3 separate regions of the Homo sapiens genome follow, and all the other regions are linked to region 3. Evidence: chromatin contacts called from ENCODE Hi-C or POLR2A ChIA-PET data. All regions are on one chromosome and are shown on one strand. The core of a region is the stretch at or near the end of the contact, and the rest is flanking DNA. Distances in the headings are between cores, read along the strand shown.

Region 1 (3,602 bases), core at 989-3,488, 340 kb after region 3:
AAAAAAAAAAAAGTACATAGGATAGTACTTGTAATGTAGTACTACCCATTTATCTGTTTATTTGTAGGTTATTTGGAAAATAATTACTATTCTTTTGTTATCCTAAGATAGGTGTTTGGGAACAATTTCTCTGACTCTTGCCACCCACTCCCACAAGTAATATCTCCAAGTTCTGAGAATCTAAGAATGTGTTCTACAACAGGCTAGCCCTAAAGGCTGGCTGGCAGTGGCATTAGTACCATTAGCAGTGACAGTGGCAACCTCCAGCCACCACAGTTATGTGGCTGACTTTTTGAACATTGACTCAAAAGAGCTTGTGTGTGTTTCTCTCACAGGTGGATTTGCTATTGTATTTCTGGTGAGGACAAGCAATGGGATGAAATGTGCCTTGAAACGCATGTTTGTCAACAATGAGCATGATCTCCAGGTGTGCAAGAGAGAAATCCAGATAATGGTAAGGCTGCCCCTTGGACTTGGGACTGTTTAAAATGGAGGCAGAGATTGTACCCTCTCATAAGAAAGCCAAGCGGGGTTTGTTCCCTTCCCTGAGATGGTACAGAGGCCTCTGTACAAAATGGGACTCAACAGCCATGGGATATAGGACACCGCCCTTGCCTTGGTCACTCTCAGCTGGAGGGCAGAGGAAAAAGCATTTTGAGAGAACTGACCAGTTTTTAGGTCAGAAAAGTCATTTTGGGCATTGGGAAAAGCTTACTTAACAACATGGTTCCCAGAAATTAACTGTGATATTTAATCCAGAAAGCCTAACTTTCCAATGAGCCTCTTCTTCTGGTCTTGTCTCTCTCTCTCTCTGTTACCAATCCCCAGTCTCAGTTCAACCCTCCTGAGCTCTTCAAAATCCTGTGAACATATCCTTATACAACTTAATATTTTTACATGTAGTTCTTTCGACCTGGAATGCTTTCCCCCTTTTTTGGCCTGGAAACCTAGACCAAAACCTAGAAACCTCATATATACTCTATGAATCTATTTATAGAAGTCCAAGAACAGGCAACATTATCTGTGGAGATAGAAATCAGAACGTGGTTATTCAGGGGTGGGAAGTTGACTAGAAATGGGTATACGGGGACTTTCTAGGCCGTGGAAATGTTCTGTGTGTTGTTTTAGATAGTGGTTACACAGGGTATATATGTGTCAGAACTCAATTGAACACCTTAAAATCTGCACATTTTGTTATGTTAATTAGACTTCAATTCTTAAAACTTACTCATTTTTCAAGATGCAGATTTATATGTTTAAAGAAAGAGTCCATGCTGAAATATATATGGAGGAAATAATATAATGTCCTTAGAACAATGAGTGAGTTTAGAAGATAAATAAGATTGGTCAAGAGTTGATGGTGATCAAAGCAGAATTATGAGTATATGGGAATTTGTTAGAGTAGCATCTTTCTTTTACCTCTGTTTGACATTATACATAATATTATACCTAATAATATAATAATATGTAATATTATACATAATTATACATAAGAAACTTTGAATATATAGCCTTTTATTCCTTTGTGCTTCCACAGTGCTTTTGTTTTATACCAATTATATTGCTTAACCTGTTATATTGTAAGCAGTTCTGCTATCAGGAAGTAAGTTATTTAAAATCAGAAATTGTATGCTCCAACATACTGCTTGACATGAAGTAAATGCTTAATAAACTTTGGAAGAAATTAGTATTTGAATAATGGTAATAGCAGATACATATGTTCACCTAGAGATGATGATTCCTTTTATGCCCTGGATTTTAATGCTTTTTAAAGAGCAGAAAGGGATCCAACAATGGAGAGGGTGGCATTGTAGGTATCCCATCAGGCTCCGCTTGCCCCTGTTCACCCTATGTGGCCTTTTCAGTGGCTGCTTAGAGTAACTAGTTAGGCTGCAGTTGGACTTCTGAAAGTACTCAGAGTGTTAGAGAGCCTGGCACTACTCTAGATTTTAGAAAGCCAAAACTATTTGGGAAGGAACTGTCAGCACTGCACAACAAACCAGCCAACTCCCAAGGGCCATATACATACAGTCAAGACCACGTGGGCCTGTCTGTAAGGCACCAATGCCTTCCACTCCCCTGCACATAGCTCCAGATTCCTGTTCTTGCTGTATCTTCCTTCACACACGCAGTGGGTTTTCTGGCTGCTTCTCATTATTTGTCTTCCTCCCTCCTTGCCCATGCTTGTTCAGCTCTCACACGCTTTGTTTCCTGTCTTTGCTTCTGCTGTTTCCTCTATCTGGAATGCCCTTCTTGCTCATTTACTTGTGTTACAAAAGCAATCCCATGATTTCACTTTCTCCTCCTTATTTAAAAACACACTGAGAGCTTACTTGGGCTAGGCAGGCATTGTAGTGGAGGAACTAAGAAGCACAGGCCCATGAGGAGCTCACAAATTAATGGGCCTGATTAAGAGTTAAATCACACAGGTTCAAGTTTTGGCCCAGAGGCGTATTAGCTGTGAGAGTTTTGTTTTTAGTTTATATTCTTTCAAAGCTTTAATATTCAAATAGGTGAACTAAGCTTGTTACAAAAAACGTCAAGCAATTCCCCAAGGGGAACTCCTATGCCATTACAAGGTCCCAGCGGCAACCTCTTTAGGTGATTCTTTTGATGTCTTTCTAAATAACATGCTAATATTGCTAGTTCTTGATTTTTCTTCCATTTTAGGCATTATCTCCTATGGGAAGTAAAGACGTAACTGTCACTTACTTGCTGCTTGCCTCTCTCCCCAAATACTTGCAGTATTCTCATCTTCCATTCTTTGAAAACACCAGTAAACTTTGGCAATATGTAGTTTATATGAATATTAGTTTTTACATTATTATATAAGAAAACTATTTCAACTGAATTCCTGGTGGACTATGATTCCTATGCCTTTCCTATGTAACTTTGCTTTCACTAAAATTATTAATGGTCTTGTTTTTCCTCTCTTGGTCTGAGTTTTCTTTGTACTTTTTAACAGTTTAATTCCCAATTTTCCTTAAGTTGTGTAAACCATTTTTTGAATTTTTTAGACGCATTTAATGGTGTCTGTTTTATCATCTTCAAGATTTCTCCCTCAGTCTTCTGACTGAGGAACCTCGGCTGATTATTCTCTGACTAATTTACAGTCGAATCTTGGAATTTCCTGGACATTTCCTTTGCCTCTCTTTTTTGTTAGAACCCGTAATTCCTTTTTTGGCTAACTTCCTCATTTTGTTGGAGCCGATCCTCCAGTATCTTTTTTTTTTTCTCTTTTGAGATGGGGTCTCAGTTACCCAAGCTGGAGCGTAGTGGCACAATCATAGCTCACTGCAGCCGCCATCTCCTGGTCTCAAGCAATTCTCCTACCTCAGCTTCCCCACTAGCTGGGACTATAGGCACATGCCACCAGACCCAGCTATTTTTTTTTTTTTTCCTTAGAGACAAGGTCTTGCTATGTTGCCCAGGCTGGTCTCACACTCTTGAGCTCAAGTGATCCTCCCATCTCAGCCTCCCAAAGTGCTGGGATTACAGGCATGAGCCACTATGCCCAGCCTCAGTAGCTTTTTGATACATGGTAGATAAATTTTTTTGAACTTTCAGGTCTAGGCCGGGCACGGTGGCTCATGCCCGTAATC
Region 2 (3,605 bases), core at 39-2,538, 460 kb after region 3:
GTGGGCCATAGAAATTACTAGGGTTGTCTTGGGTGTGGCCTCAACCTGTTCAACAACAGGTGTGCTGTTTCCATTCTGGAAACCAGTCCTCTGTCTTCCAGAACAGTGATTCTCAAATTTTAGCTGGCATCAGAATCCTGGGAAGGGTTTGTTAAAACACTACTAGGCAGGGTGAGGTAACCTAAGAGCTTTTGGAGGCCCAGGTGAGAGGGATCACTTGAGGCCAGCAGAGTTCAAGAGCAGCCCAGGCAACACAGGGAGACCTCTTCTCTACAAAAATACTACTACTACTACTGCTAATAAAAGCCAGGCACCGTGGCTCACACCTGTAATCCCAGTGCTTTGGGAGGCTGAGGCTGGAGGATGAATCACTTGAGCCCAGGAGTTGGTTTTGGTGAGCTATGATCGCACTCCTGCTCTCCAGCCTGGGCAACAGAGATAGACCCTGTCTCTGGAAAAAGAAAAAAAAAAAAAGCAAGTAACAAAGATTTCTAGTCCCCACCTACAGAGATTGTGCCTCAGTAAGTATAAAGTGGGGCCCAGGATTTCTAACATGTTCTAACGTGCATTTCTAACGTGTTCTCCTGCTTTTTTTTGGCCCCTAGTCCGCACTTTGAGAACCGTTGTCCTAGAGAAAACGGAATACTCCAGGAAGGTTCTGGAAGAATAGGTAATGGGCTTTGGCACTCTGCCCTGGAAACTAGTCAAGTCTCATGTTAATCGGAGAAGGGCAGCACTGTACCAGATACATCCTCTGTGCGGGTTGGTCCAAGATGACCAAGTGGCAGCTGACAAGCACAGCTATGAGGAAGGGTTAGACACAGTTCCACATCAGACCCATGGGAAAAGGGCAGGAGAAATGCGAGAACCTTTTAGAAGGAATGCTCCAGGGAGTCTTTGGGGGCAGTCACTGAGCTGGGCCTGGAGGCTGAGTAGGGTCCTAGAGGAGGGAATGGGTCAGGTTTAGGGGCTGGAAACAGCATTCGCAAGGCAGCACCAGCACCAGCTAAAAACCTAGCCAACAGGGAAAACAAAGTACGGAAACACGCATGCGTTCACAGTGCTGCGTGAATTAACCAAGCGTTGGCGCAAACGGGAAAGGTTCCCCGGCCTCTCTTGGTCAGGGTGACGCAGTAGCCTGCAAACCTCGGCGCGTAGGCCACCGCACTTATCCGCAGCAGGACCGCCCGCAGCCGGTAGGGTGGGCTCTTCCCAGTGCCCGCCCAGCTACCGGCCAGCCTGCGGCTGCGCAGATCTTTCGTGGTTCTGTCAGGGAGACCCTTAGGCACTCCGGACTAAGATGGCGGCGACGGCCAGGCGGGGCTGGGGAGCTGCGGCTGTTGCCGCCGGGCTGCGCAGGCGGTAGGTGACGAGCCTGGAGCTCCGAATAGGTGTGCCGCTGGGCTTAGCCAGCGGAGCGGTCGCCGCCTTGCAGACCCTCTCTCGAGGCGGGTGGGTAGTGCATCTGATGGAGCCGGCGGGTCCGCCCTGTCGCCGTAGTTGGGGGTGAGCCCTGAGGCTGTCTGTGCGGGAGCTCGGCGCTTCTGTGGCCTAATCCGGGCGGACTCTCTGGAGCTTCCTCTCAGGCTCAGAGACCCAGTTCTTGAGTCTCTGCGGTACGGAAGCTTGTAGAGACTGGCTGTAGAGCCAGAACGGAGGAGCTGTTTTAAAATCGTGTGCCTCTCCCGCCCCCAGGCCCTCTACCGGGTGCATTCCCTCCTCTTCTAAACGCAGAATCAGAATGTCACACAGAAGGGAAGAAAATACCTTGTCTCGTTTCCTCATTTTCCCAGTAAGGCCCTGAAAGAGGAGGTGACATGTCCAAGGTTACACAGTTTCTAAGTGATGGAATTCCGACGAGAACCAGGACCCCTAGATTCCCTGCACCCACCACCATTAAGCCCACTCTGTTCCCTTGTTTTTTCCGCCTCCCTGAGCCCTACCTTTGAGTTTCACCTTTCAAAGACTTCTGTGAACATTGCTAAGAGGACATTTATGTAGGTGTACCTTAATTTTACGTCTGGAGAAAATGGCCTACGGAGAGTTTGCCCTCTAGAGTATTAGACATTGTAGTGTTAATGGTGCTCTTGAAGTTTAAATGTATATCCTAAAAAGATTTAAGTTGGTAGAATTTTTTGTTAGTTACCTCCTGTGTTTGAGTAGATGTCTTCCTTGAATAATGTAATCCACTCTTACTTTAAAAAAACAAGACTTTAAACCTGTATGTTGGAATGTGCTTCCTCTTTATTCATTCTGCTGCCTTTTCCCTGGGCTGAAGGGACGAGAATATTATTCTTCTAGTGCATTTCCAAATTCCAGAGTATTCACAGATTTAGATACTGAGCTATAGAAAAAGGCATTTTTACCCCAAACCTTGAACTGCACTCAATTAGTAATTATTGGGCACCAATTAAATAATGGTAGCAGCTGCCATTTATTGAGCACTTACTGCATGGCCTGGCACTGGTTTAAGCACTTTACATGGATTCTCTGGATTATTTATGAGGTAGCTGTGAAACTAATCTCATTGTAGAGATGAAGAACTGAGGCCATTGTGCTAGCAGCTAGAAATGAAGATAGTTTCTCCCCTTAATGAGTATGCAGTCTAGCAAGAAAAATATATTAACAAATAATGACAGTCATGAGTGCTGTAATAGATTCATGTAATTTAAAGTGGTGTGCCGGGCGTGGTGGCTCACGCCTGTAATCCCAGCACTTTGAGAGGTCAAGCTGGGCGGATTGGCTGAGGTCAGGAGTTCGAGACCAGTCTGGCCAACATGGTGAAACTAAAAAAAAAAAAAAAAAAGCTGGGCGTGGTGGTGTGTGCCTGTAATCCCAGCGAGTTGGGAGGCTGAGGCAGGGGAATTGCTTGAACCAGGGAGGTGGAGGTTGCAGTGAGCCAAGATCACGCCACTGCACTTCAGCCTGGGTGACAGAGTGAGAAAAGCGAGATTATTTCCATCTCAAAATAAAGTGGTGACAGCTCTTACTGTGATCAACACTGGAGCTAGTGTGGGGAGTGGCAGTCAGGACTTCACAGATTATTTGATTCCCATTCAGTGTTGATTCCATTGTTCTCTTGAATCCTCGGTGCCAATCCTTTTATCTCTCCAATAGCATCTAAGAAACTCTATGGGTTACAGTCCCACAGTATCCCAGTAGTCTTTTGCTTATCAATGGCATATAAAGATTATTGAAGGTAGTAAACAGTTCATCTGTATTTTGTTAATACTTAATTGGTGCCCACTCTTTCTTTTCCACGAGAAGAATTCCAGTTTTGTGAGAGAGAGAAAAAAATGTGGCAGCCGCTGTTGCTTCTTGCCTATTTTAAGCAGAAGATAATTAGATAAATGTGATCTTGTGTATGATCACAAACAATTTTGGCCTTTGGAAAAAATTTTAACAGAAAATTATGACAGTGAAAGACCGTTCTAACTGACCATCATTTTGCCTTTAACCTCTAGACTGCCCATTCCCGGGCTTGGGCCAAGCTAACTTTGGGAGACATTTAGTTTATAGTTTAAATGATAATAGCCCTTTCCCAAAATTAAACCACCTTTATAAAGCTAATGAAAGACCACCAGGTTTGGAGGATGAGAGGAGCC
Region 3 (3,451 bases), core at 462-2,961:
AATTGCTTGAACCAGGGGAGGCAGAGATTGCAGGGGAGGCGGAGGTTGCAGTGAGCAGATTGCGCCGCTGCACTCCAGCCTGGGTGACAGAGCGAGACTCCGTCTCAAAAAAGAGGAAAAGAAAGGAAAAGGAAAAGAAAAGGAAAGGAAAGGAACGGAAGAAAGAAACAAAAATATAAAATACTTATTTCTTTTTCTTGCCAAGCACCATGCTCTGGGGTTTGCATGCATTATTTCTTACTTACTCTTTCAAGACAACTTTGTGATGTAGAGTACTATTAGCACCATTTAACCAAGGTGAATGTTAGCTTTAGAATAAGGTTGGATTAAGTTTCCTCCATTTCAGGAAACCGTAAATCCCCTTATAAGCGATGAAAACAAAGTTAAGAGCTGCGACCAGTTTCTTAGGGACTTTCGGTAAATAAAACTCTTGGCTTATTTTCTGCCCTTACCGGGAGCGTCTTCGGTGCGGGGATCGCGAGCGGCTCCTTCTCCGATCTCTCTCCCGAGACCTGGACCTTTCTCGGCGCCTGCGTTCTCTCTCCCGGGATGTGGACCGGGAACGCCTACGTTCTAATGCAAACGCACACAAATTGCAGAACTGATAATTACCTCAAATATCTAGAGCTGCGCCGTCCAGTAGAAAAATAATGCAAACCATTACTAGTCACATTAAAAAGGTAAAAAGAGGCTGGGAGCGGTGGCTCACGCCTGTAATCCCAGCACTTTGTGAGGCTGGCGGGCGGATCACAAGGTCAGGAGTTCGAGACCAGCCTGGCCAACGCGGCGAAACCCCGTCTCTAATAAAAATACAAAAATTAGCCAGGCGTGGTGGCACGGACGGGTAATCCCAGCTACTCGGAAGGCTGAGGCATGAGAATCGCTTGAACCCAGGAGGTGGAGGTTGCAGTGAGCTGAGATCGGCCACTGCACTCCAGCCTGGGCGGGCGACAGAGCGAGACTCTGTCTCATTAAAAATAAATAAATTGATTTAAAAAAAAAACGAATCAGGGGCAGAACCGAGGGTCTAAGTTAGATCTCCTAATGGAAGTCCAGGGTTCTTTACGTCGCGCTGCCTCATTTATGGGGCTGGTAGCCAGAAAACATTACGAAGTGAGCTCCCAGGACTCAAAATTCTTAATATCGATTTCCCTGTAATGACCTGGGCAGGAATCTAACATTTATTAAGTATTTAAGAACCAGGCAGAATCACATACTGTATGTTATGGGATGTGACATTAATTCTCACATCAGTTTTTAAAAGTTGGCAATACTACCCTCAATGACTCATTCTGGGAATTCGATTCAGAAAGGCTGAGTAGTGACTTGCCCACCGTCGCCCAGAAATTCAGCAAAGGAACTGAGGTCTAATTCTAAACCCACCGGCCACAGTGTAATAAAAGTTATTGTATGAAGGTGACAAAGACTTAATGAAACTAATTCAGAGACAAACAACTGCCTTCAAACCGGAGAGGGCGGGCTGAAGAGGGCAGGGCCCAGGTCTACGTTCCTTTATCCACCCCTCGCTCTCCGCCTGGGAAAAGGGCCCGCCTCTCTGCTACGCGGCTACCAAAAACAAAACAAAATAAAACAAAAGGGACAGGCCTCCAACAGAGCCCCATATCCTCCGAATTGCTACAGGACTCACCCCTCCGTGGAGAGCGGCTGCGACTGCGACCCATTTGGAGTCCCGCTTCCCGGAAACAACTGTGCAACAACTTCCGGGAGGGCCGGGAACCGAGCTTTTACCGCCGACCAGAAAACGTCAAAACGAGTTGCGAGGGTTCCGGTCTTCTTTGTTCACGGTGGGCATTAAAACATGCGATTTGGTGTTATTATAGAAATTCCTGGAAAATTCAGCCGTATACCCATTATCCTAACACAGCTTTCATTTTTCCCCCATTTTTGTCCACATGCACAAAATAGAGCAAACCAATTGTAAACATAGCATAGACAAACAGCTTATGTTCTTCCACTTTTCCACATAACATTCATAAGGAGTGAATATACCAAAGTTCACTGTCCATCTGCTTTATATTTTCTCATGCCAGCATTGAGAAGGCACCCAAAACCTCCTATGGGCTCTTGGAAGGAAAACTAAAGGCCCCAGATTCCATCCTACCCGACAAAGTACTTCCCCAAAGTTGCCTCTGTCCTCAGGGAAAACAACAACAACAACAACAAAAACTTTAGAATGTTCAAAACTACAAAAATTAGGAGAAAGACTGTCTTGCCCCAAGGCTGAACCGTCTGTGGTAGAGCATAAATATGCTTACCAGGAAAGACTCAAACCTCTATTTCTTATTTTATTTTATTTTGTTCCAGGGTACATTTGCAGGATGTGCAGTTTTGTTACATAGGTAAATGTGTGCCATGGTGGTTCGCTACACCTATCAACCCATTAAGCCTTGCATCTATTAAGCTATTCTTCCCAATGCTCTCCCTCTCCCCAGCTCCTCCCCCTACAGGCCCCAGTGTGTGTTGTTCCTCTCCCTGTGCCCATGTGTTCTCATTGTTCAGCTCCTACTTATAAGTGAGAACATGCAATGTTTGGTTTTCTGTTTCTGTGTTAGTTTGCTGAAGATAATGGCTTCTAGTTCCATCCATGTCCCTGCAAAGGACATTATCTCGTTCCTTTTTATGGCTGTGTAGTATTCCATGGTGTATACGTACCACATTTTTTTAATCCAGTCTATCATTGATGGGCATTTGGGTTGATTCTATGTCTTCGCTATTGTGAATAGTACTGCAGTGAACATATGCGTGCAAGTATCTTCGTAATAAAATTATTTATATTCCTTTGGGTATATACCCAGTAATGGGATTGCTGGGTCAAATGGTATTTCTGGTTTTAGGTCTTTGAGGAAACACCACATTGTCTTCCACAATGGTTGAGCTAATTTACATTCCCACCAACAGTGTAAAAGTGTTGAACCTCTGTTTCTAATCAAACCAACTCTTTTCAGTCAGCTCTCTCTAGAATTATCAAGTCTAGTGACCTGGCTTTTAAAATACAAAGAGCTGGGGGATGGAAAGGGACTTTATTAGGTTGGAAAAAATGCCCACCAATCACATAAATTTTTAATTAGATTTATACATTCAGAGTGGCCTGTTTAATACCTGTCCCAACCCAAACTTCCAGGAAAGATCCAGCCATGACATCTAGGATTTCTACCAACAGCCCCAACCCCCAGATGCCTTTGGAATTACCCTGGCAAAGCATGCACTAGGTGTAGAATGGGGAGGTTCAAGGGAGGTGCAGACCCCAGGGAAGAAGATTTAGGGACATCATTGGAGAAACACACCACTAATGATAGCCAGGCGTGGTGACGCATGCTTGTAATCCCAGCTACTTGGGAGGCTGAGGCAGGAGAATTGCTTGAACCTGGGAGGTTGAGGTTGCAGTGAGCTGAGACTGCGCCACTGCACTCCAGCCTGGGCGACAGAGTGG

The links. A loop is a pair of places that touch in the nucleus more often than their neighbours do. ChIA-PET counts read pairs that join two places held with the same protein, here RNA polymerase II (POLR2A). Pooled maps may share reads with other maps.
Region 1: a pooled map shows a loop between it and region 3 (2.7-fold over the local background). The contact joins the enhancer-like site here to the promoter of SNRNP27 in region 3. A Hi-C loop is called at or near these places in 3 of 37 single-sample maps with no recorded cell type and 5 of 50 pooled maps. POLR2A ChIA-PET finds 5 or more read pairs at or near these places in 3 of 52 experiments (CD8-positive, alpha-beta memory T cell, Caco-2 and activated CD8-positive, alpha-beta memory T cell).
Region 2: a loop to region 3 is called in a pooled map, with 5 times the contacts of the local background. The contact joins the promoter of NFU1 here to the promoter of SNRNP27 in region 3. A Hi-C loop is called at or near these places in 7 of 50 pooled maps. POLR2A ChIA-PET finds 5 or more read pairs at or near these places in 4 of 52 experiments (CD4-positive, alpha-beta T cell, CD4-positive, alpha-beta memory T cell, H1 and 1 more).

Annotation. Positions count from the first base shown.
Region 1 is chr2:69,553,712-69,557,313 of GRCh38, reverse strand. AAK1 (AP2 associated kinase 1) reads left to right here. Exons shown (of 22, transcript NM_014911.5): 3 at 336-454. Among named protein-coding and RNA genes, the nearest start is that of SNORA36C, 35 kb to the right of the region's middle. Within about 2 kb of position 2,238, at least 7 of the 41 ENCODE cell types and tissues checked have a DNase peak (open chromatin) inside an H3K27ac peak, as active enhancers do.
Region 2 is chr2:69,435,118-69,438,722 of GRCh38, reverse strand. It overlaps NFU1 (NFU1 iron-sulfur cluster scaffold), which reads left to right and starts at 1,288. Exons shown (of 8, transcript NM_001002755.4): 1 at 1,288-1,362. The coding sequence starts at 1,301. RefSeq lists an enhancer at 1,283-1,432.
Region 3 is chr2:69,892,216-69,895,666 of GRCh38, reverse strand. It overlaps SNRNP27 (small nuclear ribonucleoprotein U4/U6.U5 subunit 27), which reads right to left and starts at 1,711. Exons shown (of 6, transcript NM_006857.3): 1 at 1,649-1,711; 2 at 453-573. The coding sequence starts at 1,682. RefSeq lists enhancers at 216-1,150, 1,349-1,408, 1,151-2,086.